Regions from separate parts of the Homo sapiens genome. Here region 1 is linked to region 2. The links are chromatin loops, found by intact Hi-C in ENCODE. Cell type or tissue: K562. All regions are shown on one strand. Each heading gives the region's core, and the rest is flanking DNA. Links, peaks and the distances in the headings are about the cores only.

Evidence for each region. Peaks named below come from ENCODE experiments on the same cell type or tissue, not always from the same donor. Only the 100,000 strongest peaks of a DNase experiment are listed, where the experiment ranks them.
Region 1: it touches region 2 in a loop (4-fold over the local background); 4 of 110 quality-filtered maps call a loop at or near these places.

Annotation. Positions count from the first base shown.
Region 1 is chr9:114,806,249-114,809,173 of GRCh38, forward strand. No RefSeq gene overlaps it. Among named protein-coding and RNA genes, the nearest start is that of TNFSF15, 1.7 kb to the left of the region's middle. In K562, for the core only: no CTCF peak of the experiment used is centred there; no DNase peak of the experiment used is centred there.
Region 2 is chr9:114,875,958-114,878,882 of GRCh38, forward strand. No RefSeq gene overlaps it. Among named protein-coding and RNA genes, the nearest start is that of TNFSF8, 53 kb to the right of the region's middle. In K562, for the core only: no CTCF peak of the experiment used is centred there; no DNase peak of the experiment used is centred there.

The DNA.
Region 1 (2,925 bases), core at 240-2,739, 70 kb before region 2:
AGAAGAAGAAAGCTTTCCCAAGCATATTTATATACAGTATGCTCATGTGCTCCTTCCTTCGTTTACAGAAGGAAGTTAGGAAAGTCCCTGAAGGAGGAGAGAAAGAATTCATCAAGTCAGTGGGTGGGGCAAATTAAAATATACCTGTTCCCTGCACTGGAGGCTTACCAGCTGTGCCAGTCTGGGGAGTGTGCTTCTGGAAGTGAAAGTGAGGGATGAGAGGTGTGTGGTTTGCAGATTGGGAAACGGAAATCACATTTGCATCAGCTCTTTGCAAAGTGCTGCCTAGCCCTCTGTCATTTTGAACCTCATAGAAATTCATTCTCAGTGTACAGATGGGAATAGCAAAGTTCTAAAAGGTGAAGGCACTTGTCCTAGGTCATCCAAGGATGAAGACAGAGGAGCTAGGAAGATGACCTAGTTCTAAATCACGGCTTGGAGTTGTAACCTCTAGCACATGACTGCCCATGAAAGGAAAGTATTTCCAGTCTGCATTGACCATTGTTTAATCAGAGTATGAGGCCACAGATCGAGGTGACTGTCTGTGAGGGTAGAACATTAACCACTACTCCCTGATTAGTCTAAAGTTAATTGATCATGTGATGTGCTTTGCCTGCAGTTGGGTGTGGGGGCCACAACATGTAATAAAAGATTATATTTATTAAGTGCTTACTTTGTGCCAATCACTGCTCTAAGTTAAATACATCAATAAAATTATTCAATCCTGAGATAAATTTTGTGACAATAAAGCTATCATTCTCATTTTACACATAAGAAAATAAAGCACAGACGGCAAGTGGTAGAGCCAGGATTGGGACTCAGGCAGGCTGGCTGCTGGCTTCTTCACCATCACACTTCACCATAGGTACTGCTGGATCATGCATGTTCATAAATACCTGCACTGTCTTTACCCAGGAGTGGGTAAGACCCTGCAGTGAGGGGGTTGAGGGGGCTTCCTGGAGAAAGAGGTGGTGTTGGAACTCGGCCTTAGAGCTCAGGGAGGGTTGATCTCAGAGGAAAGTAAAGGACCCTGGGAAAAGATGGGTTCTAGAAATAATAGGAAAGTTTAAGGAATGGCCTGTGATGTACGGCAGAAACCAGTTTTACTAGCGCCTCCATCCAGTTGCTACTTCTGGTTATGTCACAGCCTGGACTCTTCAGGCTACTTGGAAAGGCCTTTCATGGCTTGGTCCCTGCTCACTGTCACCCGTCCCCAGTGTCCAGCCTCAACTTTTACTACTTTCCCAAGCTGCAGTTCCCTGGATACACTATTGACTAGCTGTACTGTTGCAAAATGGAAGTGTCCAGTCCTCTTCCTTCATATCACTATGCTCCTATGCTCATTCTAGCAAAGGATGATTTTCATGTCCCATGGCTACTCATTCTTGGTTTAACAAATCTATTAAAAAATGTCTTTGAGACTAACCTAAATCTCTGCTATTGTAACTTAACCTTTCTTTTCTATGCTCCTGTTCCTTAATTGTGTGTAGAAACCATTTTTGTATCCGCCTGCCTCCAAGATTGGGTAAGATGATCATATTCTATGTTCCTATAGCTTCCCTTTCTTCCCTATCATTGAATACCTCCTACTAGACTATGTTTGACCATTCCTTCTGTCTCCCCAATTAGACCATCAGGTCTGGGAGAGCAGGTACTAAGTCATAACCCTTCCCCATGACTATTGCTCCTAACTGTTATTCAATAGACTCATTACCATCTACTAAAATAAGCATCTAACGTATTTTCAAAGAATTCTAGCAAAGGATGATTTTGATGTCCCATGGTTACTCATTCTGGATTGAACAAATCTATTAAGAAACATCTTTGAGATTAACCTAAATCTTTGCTATTGTAACTTAACCTTTCTTTTGATGACTGAGTAGCATTCTATGGTACGGATATACAACAGTTTGTTTAATCATTCGCCCACTGAAGGACATTTGGGTTATTTCCAGTTTTGAGTTATTATGAATAATGCTGTTGTGAATATTTGTGTACAGATTATTTTGTGTGAACATGTTTTCACTTTTTCTGGTATAAATGCCCAAAGTGAAATTGTTGGCTGTATGGTAAACAAATGTTTAATTTCCCATGGTAAAATTAACTGCCATGGTAAAAACATACCATGTTTTTTACCATGGTATGTTTTTACCATGGCAGTTACCTATAAAATTTAAGCAGTTGCCTAAATATAGCAGTTATCTACAATTAATTCTGTAGGTAACTGTATGGCAGTTACCTACAACCAGAGTGGTTGTATCATTTTACTTCCCACAAGTAATGTGTGAAAGGTCCAGCATCCTCTCTGTATCCTCTCTCCAGCATTTGGTGCCTTTACTATATTTTGCTTTTGCCGTTCTGATAAGTGTGTGGTCGTATCTCACTGTGGTTTTAATTTGCATTCCCCTAATGGCTAATCATGTTGAACATCTTTTCACATACTTATTTGCCATCTGTATAACTTCTTTGATAATACAGAGATCTATTTTGGCTGCCAGGAGGTACTTCTTTTTTCCTTCTTGAATCTCAGTGGATTCAAAGGCAAAAAGTAAATCACTTAACAGATAAATGATGAGTTATCGCACTTGAGTATGTGCAAGATAGTGTTCTAGGTACTGGGGATAAAACAGTGAAAAGAACAGACAAAACCTCCTGCTTTCATGAAGCTTATATTCTGGTGGGGGGAGACGGCCAGTAATTAAAACAAATAAGTTAATTTATAGTACATTAGATGGCCTTAAGTGATTTAGAAAAAAAAAAGAGATAAATGATCTTAATTGCAATTGAAAATAGAGTTGTCAGAATAGACCTCATTGAGAGGAGACATATGAATGAAGACTTGAAGAGGGTGGGGGAGGACGTGGAGGTGTCTGGAGGAAGAGAGCCTGGCATTGAAGCCAGTGTACATGGTGTATTTACAGAGCA
Region 2 (2,925 bases), core at 335-2,834:
CTGCATCAAAATTCTGTCTGGACATCCAAGTACTTCCATACATCCTCTGAAATCTAGGTGGAGGTTCCAAAAATCTCAATTCTTGACTTCTGTGCTCCTGCAGGATCAACACCACATAGAAGCAGCCAAGGCTTGGGGCTTACACCCTCTGAAGCCATGGTCTGAGCTGTACTGTGGCTCCTTTTGACTATGGCTGCAGCGTCTAGGACACAGGGCATCACGTCCCTAGGCTGCACACAGGAGTGGGGCCCTGGGCCTGGCCCACAGAACCATTTTTTCCTCCTAAACCTCTGGGTCTGTGAATGGTAGGGGTTGCCGTGAAGGCCTCTGACATGGCCAGGAGACATTTTCCCCATTGTCTTGGGGATTAACATTCGGCTCCTTGTTACTTATGCAAATTTCTGTTGCAGGCTTGAATTTATCCCCAGAAAATGGGGTTTAGTTTTCTATTGCATTGTCAGGCTGCAAATTTTCCAAACTTTTATGCTCGGCTTCCTCTTGAATGCTTTGCTGCTTAAAACTTTCTTCTGCCAGATACCTGAAGTCATTTATCTCAAGATCAAAGTTTCACAGATTTTTAGGGCAGAGGCAAAATGCCAGCATCCTCTTTGTATAGCAAGAGTGACATTTACTCCAGTTCCCAACAAGTTCCTTATCTCTCTATGAGACCACCTCAGCCTGGACTTCATTGTCTATATCATTATCAGCATTTTGGTCAAAGCCACTCAACAAGTCTCTAGGAGTCCCAAACTTTGCCACATCTTCCTGTCTTCTGAGCCCTCCAAGTCTCTAGGAAATTCCAAACTTTCTCACATTTTCCTGTCTTCTTCTGAGCCCTCCAAACTGTTCCACCCTCTACCTGGTACCCAGTTCCAAAGTCGCTTCTGCATTTTTGGGTATCTTTACAGCAGTGCCCCATTACCCAGTACCAATTTACTGTATTAGTTCATTCCTCATGCTGCTATAAAGAGCTGCCCCAGACTGGGTAATTTATAAAGGAAAGAGGTTTAATTGACTTACAGTTCTACAAGGCTAGGGAGACCTCAGGAAACTTACAATCATGGTGGAAGGGGAAGCAAACAAGTCCTTCTTCACATGGCAGCAGGAGAGAAAAGTGAGTGCCCACAGAAGGGGGAAGCCCCCTATAAGACCATCAGATCTTTTGAGAAGCAATTATCATGAGAACAGGGTGAGGAAAACTGCCCCCATGATTCAATTATCTCTATCTGGTCTCTCCCATGACACATGGGGATGATGGGAACTACAATTCAAGATCAGATTTGGGTGGGGACACCGCCAAACCATATCATATTCTAATACTGTCTTCACACTTGGACACATGGCAGCTAAAGCTTCATTAGCCGTGAAATGGACTTCACTAGAATTGATTCTCTTTTTCTGCTAAAAGAAAGGGGAAAGCCATAAAAAGTCCAAAAAAATTTCAATTCATTAGAGAGCTCTGATCTGTTGAATTCATTTCAACACACATTTTTCAGGTTCCTAGTGTGTGCCAGCACCAGAAACAGAGCTATGATGAACAAGACAGAATACCAGCCCTGGGAGGGATCATACAGACTCCTAATCTGTCATTTTTCCAGTTGTAAGAATAGAGACCCTCCCAGTCAACTCAGGAGATAATCAACATTAGAGTGTTGTTTGGGTAGACAACTGATATACCAAGGAACTCAGAATATCCTTCAGCCTGCTGTAAAGATAAACATAGCAATAAGGAGGAATAGAATATCAAACAAATATACCTCAAAAGACTAGATCATATGGGGTCACTGGAAGCTTCAAGGCCTTTCCAGAACACTACATGAGTACTGCAACTGTCTCAGCTACCAGCAACAATTTCTCTTTAAGGCTCAGATACTAAGTCAAACACTTTTCAATTCTAATAATTTTCTCTATTTTTCATATTGTCTACTCCTCCTTGGCTGTTATTTTAGCTTTCTTTACTCATGTGCATTGGTTTCTGGCTCTCTTACTGATTTCTTAGCCCTTTGTTTCTGGATTTTAAATGATCGTAGGATACCCTAATTTGTCCACTTCAATGATTCATTTAACTAATATTTAAAGTCCTCCTCTTAAGTGTCAATGTTGAGCTAGGTTCTGGGGATTCCAGATATAGTGAGAGAGTTGTGGGTCCTAGAGTATGTAAGAGAGAATAGAGAAGAGAGGAGGAGAGAGAGAGAGGAAGAGAAAGCAAGACCAACCAATAAACCAACATAATCCAATTTTTTATTTTAAGATGATTCTTCTTGGTGTGTCAAAAATACACCAGGGGTGAGGGAGGAGGCAGCAAGAAAGAGATAAGAACAGGTGGGAGCCTATTCCAGCAATACAGGTGAGAATGATGGTGTGGATTACAGTGTTAGCAGTAGAGATGATTCAAGAGAGGAAAAATGAGACAGCATATTAGGTAGTACAAGCCACTTACTGGTTGCCTAGATGCTGGATATTAGTGAAAGGGAGATTTCTGGTTTGATCAACTGAATCGATGGTGATAAAAGTTACTGCAGAAACCCAGAAGAACCGAGGTAAGTGGGGGAAGATGTTAAAATAATGAGTTTTGGGCATTTAAAATTGGCAATATCAGAAAAAAATGTTAAATAGTTTTTTTTTGACAGAGTCTTGCTCTGTTGCCCAGGCTGGAGTGCAGCGCTGCAAACTTGGCTCACTGCAACCTCTGCCCGCTGGGTTCAAGCAATCCTCATGACTTTTCCTCCTGAGTAACTGGGACTACAGGTGCACACCAACATACCTGGTTAATTTTTGTATTTTTGGTAGAGACAGGGTTTCACTATGTTGGCTTTGTATTTTTGGTAGAGACAGGGTTTCACTATGTTGGCTAGGCTGGTCTCGAACTCCTCACCTCAAGTGGTCCTCCCACCTCAGCCTCCCAAAGTGCTGGGATTACAGGCA